Linked DNA regions of Homo sapiens: region 2 is linked to region 1. Evidence: read pairs that join two places in POLR2A ChIA-PET (ENCODE). Cell type or tissue: A673. All regions are shown on one strand. Links, peaks and the distances in the headings refer to the core of each region. The heading gives the core; the rest is flanking DNA. Region 1 has its middle 22 kb from the start of AKR1B1. Region 2 holds the start of LOC105375520 (a long non-coding RNA gene).

Region 1 (2,919 bases), core at 296-2,795:
TGTGGCAGCTTTTTAAAATTGAATTTACAAGGATGAAGTGATGTATTTAAAAAGTGGAAGAAGAATAAGAACATTTTAAAAGTTTAAGTTCCATGAGAACTACTCCGTATCAAAGTTATGCTCCTCTTGCTTCTGATTTCCAGACAGGAGATAAGTAGAATCTTATTTTAAAATAGGTATTTTTAAATATTCCATTTTTCACCTAATGAAGTGTACCTACCTCCGTACCTACAGACAATTTATCCTGGATGTGAGAAATTGATCCAAACAAGAAGAGCAGATTCCATTTTATGTGCCTTGAGATCCTTGAAGGCTCTTTCTCCTTTTCTTTCAGATAGCTAGGACTGAGGGGTGCATGTCAGACAATGGGAAGCCTTCCAAAACTGCCCGGGGTTTCTTATTGTGAAAAAAATGATTTTTACCATGTCTTTTATTCCCGCATCCTCTTTTAGGAACCCTTGACTGTTTTCCTGGCCAGGGTGATCAGACATCACCTGGAGCTGTGGAGGAAACTGATCAAATATCGAGTTGATCAGATATTGAGGATGGGGGTTTCTTGCACAACTGACTAAGTAGAGCTGTTTGGTAGAACTGGATTTTACAAAGAAGTGCACAGATGGGCCTAGTAGAAGATTTAGAAGCCTGACTGAAGTTTGGCCAAGCAAAGAATCCTTGTCAATTTCCATAACATGCTGCCTTTTGTTATCAGTGAAATTTTATTTTACTTTATTTTGTTTTATATTTTATTTATTTTATTGAGACAGAGTCTCAGGCTGGAGTGCAGTGGCACAATCATGGCTCACTGCAGCCTCGACCTGCAGGCTCAGTCTTTTTTTTTTTTTTTTTTTTGCAGAGGTGGGGTCTCGCTCTCTTGCCCAGGCTGGTCTTGAATTCCCATGCTCAAGTGATCCTCCTTCCTCAGCCTCCAAATGTGCTGGGATTACAGGCATGAGCCACCATGCCCGGCCTGAAACTTAATTTTAGCTGGGCAGGTGCTGCCAAGTGCAATTATGAAGCAGCTTAATGTAGGAGATGGATGTGTGAAGAAAATAAATAGGGAGAGAAAAAGAAGATACAAAATCAGTGCCAATGTCTAGACTTTACAGATGTAATGATTATCTAGTTATGTATCTCATAAGAGCAACCAGGTATATGTGGAGAAAGATCCTGGTTATCTTCCTTAATATCAATGTAATTGATTTGGGATGATGCCAAAGGTTCTAGTTTCCTTTAACAATGCACTCTGGAGCTGCTATCCACAATTACTTGTCCCAAAGGGGTTTTTTTTTTTTTTTACAATATTGATGTTGGCCTCACTTTGCAGATTTTGATTTTCAAGGTCTAAGGCCATGAACCCCCATCTGTCCTTAGGCAGCCAGCTTTGTTCTGTATGCAAAGTTATGACTCACACAGAAAGGCTTCCTGTGGGTGAAAAGGAATGTGTCGCCGATTTCAGTGGAACAGTGAGGACAGAGCTTGATATTGGATGTCAGAAGACCTGCATTTGAATTCCAACTCTGCTTTTTACTGGCTGTAAGAAATAAGTTTTTTGAGCTTCAGCTTTATCATCAACAAAGTGAGCAATATAAAGACTAACTCCAAGGGGTCAGGTGAAGGCTTAAGAAGACAATGTATGTGAACTGCTCATTGTAACTCTATAGTGTTTTAAGAAGCTAAGTTTTTGGAATGTATTATATATTGAAAGTAATGTGGGTTTTGACCTGTATACTTAGGTTACTTAATCTTTTTTAAGCCTAAACATTTTCATGTGCTAAAAATCAGACAGAGAAAGAAAGAGAGACAGAGGCAGAGCTATTACAACCTACTTTTGTAGGTTCTTTTGAGGATTAAGAAGGATAATATATGAAGTGTCTGGCAAAAATCCCAGCAATAAATGGCCTTCCATCTTCCTATAAAATTACAACTCTTTATTAAATTATTAAACCATTAGCTACTTGAATTTTTAAATAAGAAATGGAAGAATTGCCCACACCCAAGTTCTATCAAATCATATCCACATTCATCTTCCACTGTTATCCATCACTGTCATTTCTTCCAGCTCAATACAGTTTCTCTTCTTGAGTCCTTCTTGGCCCATCAAGGACCTGTAACTGTGAAACACCAGGCCCTTAAGCTAGTATCACAAAAAAGCTCTGGATATTTATGGCTGACAGATTTGTATTCTCATGACTACCTGACACTCAAGACTACTACATAGCTAAAGCCTCTTTCTGAAAAGTCCATGAAAAAAGAAACACATTTTTGTTCTAGGCACTTAGGTGAAACAGGCAAAGAAAGAAATTCTAAATTCATCACATATGCATAGCTCCCTCACCACGGGGCTTTTCTATGTATAGATCGTATAACCCATCCTACTTAAGGTGTAGATCAGTTAGTATTGTCACACTCTCCAACCAGTTTCAAGCTCTTGGGAAATAATTCTCTAGTTGGCAATTAGATAAGGTGAAAAGTGAAGGAGCTTTCTAAAGTCATTCAATCTTGGCTCCATTCCCTGAGTAGTTCTGTATGGTCTTGGGCAAGCTACTGAACCCTTCTGGGCCTTAAATGTCTCATCTGTAAGATAGCAACCATACCCACCTTTCAGGATATCAAGAGGACTAGAGAAACCTGGATGGAAATAGGCTGCACGGAGGAGGCAATTTCACAAAACACCTCCTCCATTTTAGAACATCTTTGTCCAGACACTAAAGGTGGAGAGAAGGGTGCATCACTTATGCTTCAGTGGTGATGTGTATGTGACACTCCTGTGATGAGATCAGCCCCTTCATCCAAGCTGGCCCCTTGTGACTGCTCTTCCTCAGGGTCTGGAAGTGTCCACGCAGCCTGGAGGTTTTGTATGGAGTCTCTAGACTCAGACTACCTCACTACCTGTCACCTTGCCATATGAAACACTTAGCA
Region 2 (2,919 bases), core at 329-2,828, 78 kb before region 1:
AACCATTAGAACCCTCTTTTCATGGTCTTCCCAGCTGTATTTGTCAGAGTCTTTTGTTTGTTTTTTAACATTAGTGACTCCATTTTGATTCTGACCATTTTCATGTGATGCACAGAATAAAGAAATGTGTATTATTCATAAAAATATTCCTTCTAGAACCACTTAGCTATGAATCAGTGAGGAGGGATATCTTTTTTAGATAATTGAGATTAAGAAGGTATATCTATTAGCTGTTTTCGTGTAACAACCCAACTGGTTATTACAGCAACCATTTATTTGCTCGTGATTTTGTGGGTTGGCAATTTGGGCAGGAATCAGCTGATAAGCCGATCTCAGAACCACGTGGTATCAGCTGGGTTTCCTCACCTCTGTGGGCCTCACTGGGTGGACTGGGTTGTCAGGGAAGACAGGGACCCTCTTTATGTGTTTTCCGTTTTCCATGAGGCTAACTTGGGCTTGTTCATAGGTAGCAGCATTGTAGGAGGCCTACCCTTGGAATGTGTGCAGTGTCACTTCTGTCACCTTCTATTGATCAAAGCAAGTCTCAAGGCCAGGACGGGGCCAAGGAGTAGGGAAATAGATTTCACCTCTTGAGGGGATTTGTTACAAGGAATTTTCGCTAATAGTTTTTTTTTTTTCTTAGGTGGAGTCTCGCTCTGTCACCCAGGCTGGAGTGCAGTTGCCCAATCTCAGCTCACTACAACCTCTGCCTCCCGGGTTCAAGCAATTCTCCTGCCTCAGCCTCCCAAGTAGCTAGGACTACAGGTGCACACCACCACACCCAGCTAATTATTGTGTTTTTGTTAGAGACGAGGTTACACCATGGTGGCCAGGATGGTCTCAATCTCCTGACCTTGGGATCTGCCTGCCTTGGCCTCCCAAAGTGCTGGGATTACAGGCGTGAGCCACTGCACCTGGCATAATTTTGGCTACTCTTAATCAACCCCAGAAGGTTTAATAAGAACTTTGATTAGCTACTTTCTAGCTTCATGAATTTACCAAGCTATTCCTGGTTTTGCACCTTTAAGAAACTCATTTTTTAAATCTGATGAATATATGTCCATAAGAAGCTTTACTTGGTTAAAATTAAATACATACAAAATTGACAGAAAAATTATTTTGTCAAAGAAAAATGAACGAAGAGTAGTGTCATTTTTCATTGTCACATTCATTTCTCTAAGAAATGGATCTGTCCTTCAACATCTCCTCCTAGCCCATACTGTTTGAATATAGAGGGCTCTTGGGCCATGGTCCGGGGATTATTTATAATCAGCAACAAGGGGTTACAGTGTCATGGCTTACAATTTGGTGGGGTGGGACCAGGGACTAGTTGGAGTTTTTTGTTTTGGTCGTCATAATTTATTTGAAGCAGGGAGCTTGGCTCTCCACCCTTTGTACTTATTAGTCCACCAAACATCTGCCCAGTCACCACTGGGACTTTTAACACTCCATACTTATACATGCTTGATTTTTTGTGGTATAGACATAGACACTTATCAACATGGGCTAGCTTCTTTTGACCTTGCTCATCTCCATACGGGATGACTGAACAGGCATCAAACTGAAGGGTTAAAAAATGACTAGCCTGAGTTACACTGATGACAAGATGACCTTCTGTTGAAAAGAAAAAAGAGAATAAATAAGTGATTATTAAGCTCTTTTTAGAGTTAATTTGGTGGGGGTGGGCTGTGGAGTGACAGTTCATGATTCTGGAGGTGGCGGCACCTTCTTGACTCGGGTGTGATGAGTCCATCCTCTTTCTGTTGTCCAGACTGCAGTCTCAGTACATAGGAGCACTAGGTAGGGTCCTTCCCAGGCTGGTTCGAGCTTCCTTTTCTTCTACCCTTGGATGAGAACATGGTCTCAAGGCCAATGCTGATGTTCTGGAAACTCCAGGGGTGATGCCTGTGCTAGGAGACCTTTAGTCCCAAGGGAAAAGAAGGTAGAGCCTAGACCAAGTATATAATTTTTGAGGAAATGATCCTTTGTTTCAAACATAGGGATGTCAGCAATGGAGTGTAAGTAGGGCATTCCATAGAGCGTTTCCTCAGGTGACAGGCCAATATCTTTCCAAGGGGCAGTCCGGATTCTTAACCAAGCAATAGGAGTATATTTAGTCCATGGCAATCGAGTTTCTAAAACTAAGTTAAGTGGTTTATTAGAGTCTGATTCATCCACTCTACTCTTCCTGTGGAGGATGGATGCCAAGGAGTATGGTATTCCCAATGTATATCTAGTACCTGTGCTAACTTCTTAATGACATGCACAGTGAAATGGGTTGCAGTATCTGAATCAGTATTTTCTATTAGTTCAAATCTGGGTATGATGTTTTCAATTAGCGCTTTAACTACATTACTGGAGGTTGCACGTGAGAATGGGATTGCCTCTACCCAGTGGGTAAAATGGTCTATTATTACTAATAAGTATAACTACCAATTGGAGGCATTTCAGTGTAATTGATCTGAACACTTTGAAATGGTCTCAGTGCTGGATTTCTTCCACCAAGGCGCAATTTCCTTAGATCCTGCTTATTAGCTTTTTTTACATGTTAAGCAACTATCTATAACTTGTTTGGCCAGGGTGTAAATTCTTATACACCCATAAACCCGGAGAACTGCATTGCACATTGCTTGGGGTCCCCAATGGGTCCCTTGATGTAATTGAGACAAGACTTCCCTCATGAGAGGTTTTGACAACATTTCCCTTTGATCTGATAATATCCATTTCCTATCCGCATTTTCTTTAGCTCCTATTTTTATCAACGTCTTTTGTTCAATGGAAGAGAAAACGGGTTACAGTAGGAGGAGGGCATGGAGTTAAATGGAAGAAATGGCAACTTGTTTTGCTATTTTATTGTAACCGACTGAGTTATAGAGAGAATGCCACAGTCTGAGACTAATTCAGTGATCCTTTATTGCC

Evidence for each region. ChIA-PET counts read pairs that join two places held together with the same protein. Peaks named below come from ENCODE experiments on the same cell type or tissue, not always from the same donor. Only the 100,000 strongest peaks of a DNase experiment are listed, where the experiment ranks them.
Region 2: POLR2A ChIA-PET joins it to region 1 with 6 read pairs; 3 of 35 experiments call an interaction of 5 or more read pairs at or near these places.

What each region holds. Positions count from the first base shown.
Region 1 is chr7:134,479,434-134,482,352 of GRCh38, reverse strand. No RefSeq gene overlaps it. Among named protein-coding and RNA genes, the nearest start is that of AKR1B1, 22 kb to the right of the region's middle. RefSeq lists a silencer at 2,442-2,736. In A673, for the core only: no CTCF peak of the experiment used is centred there; a DNase peak (open chromatin) is centred at 1,432.
Region 2 is chr7:134,557,829-134,560,747 of GRCh38, reverse strand. The region is part of intron 2 of AKR1B15 (aldo-keto reductase family 1 member B15); the gene reads right to left. LOC105375520 (a long non-coding RNA gene) reads left to right here and starts at 2,152. Exons shown (of 3, transcript XR_928005.3): 1 at 2,152-2,919. In A673, for the core only: no CTCF peak of the experiment used is centred there; no DNase peak of the experiment used is centred there.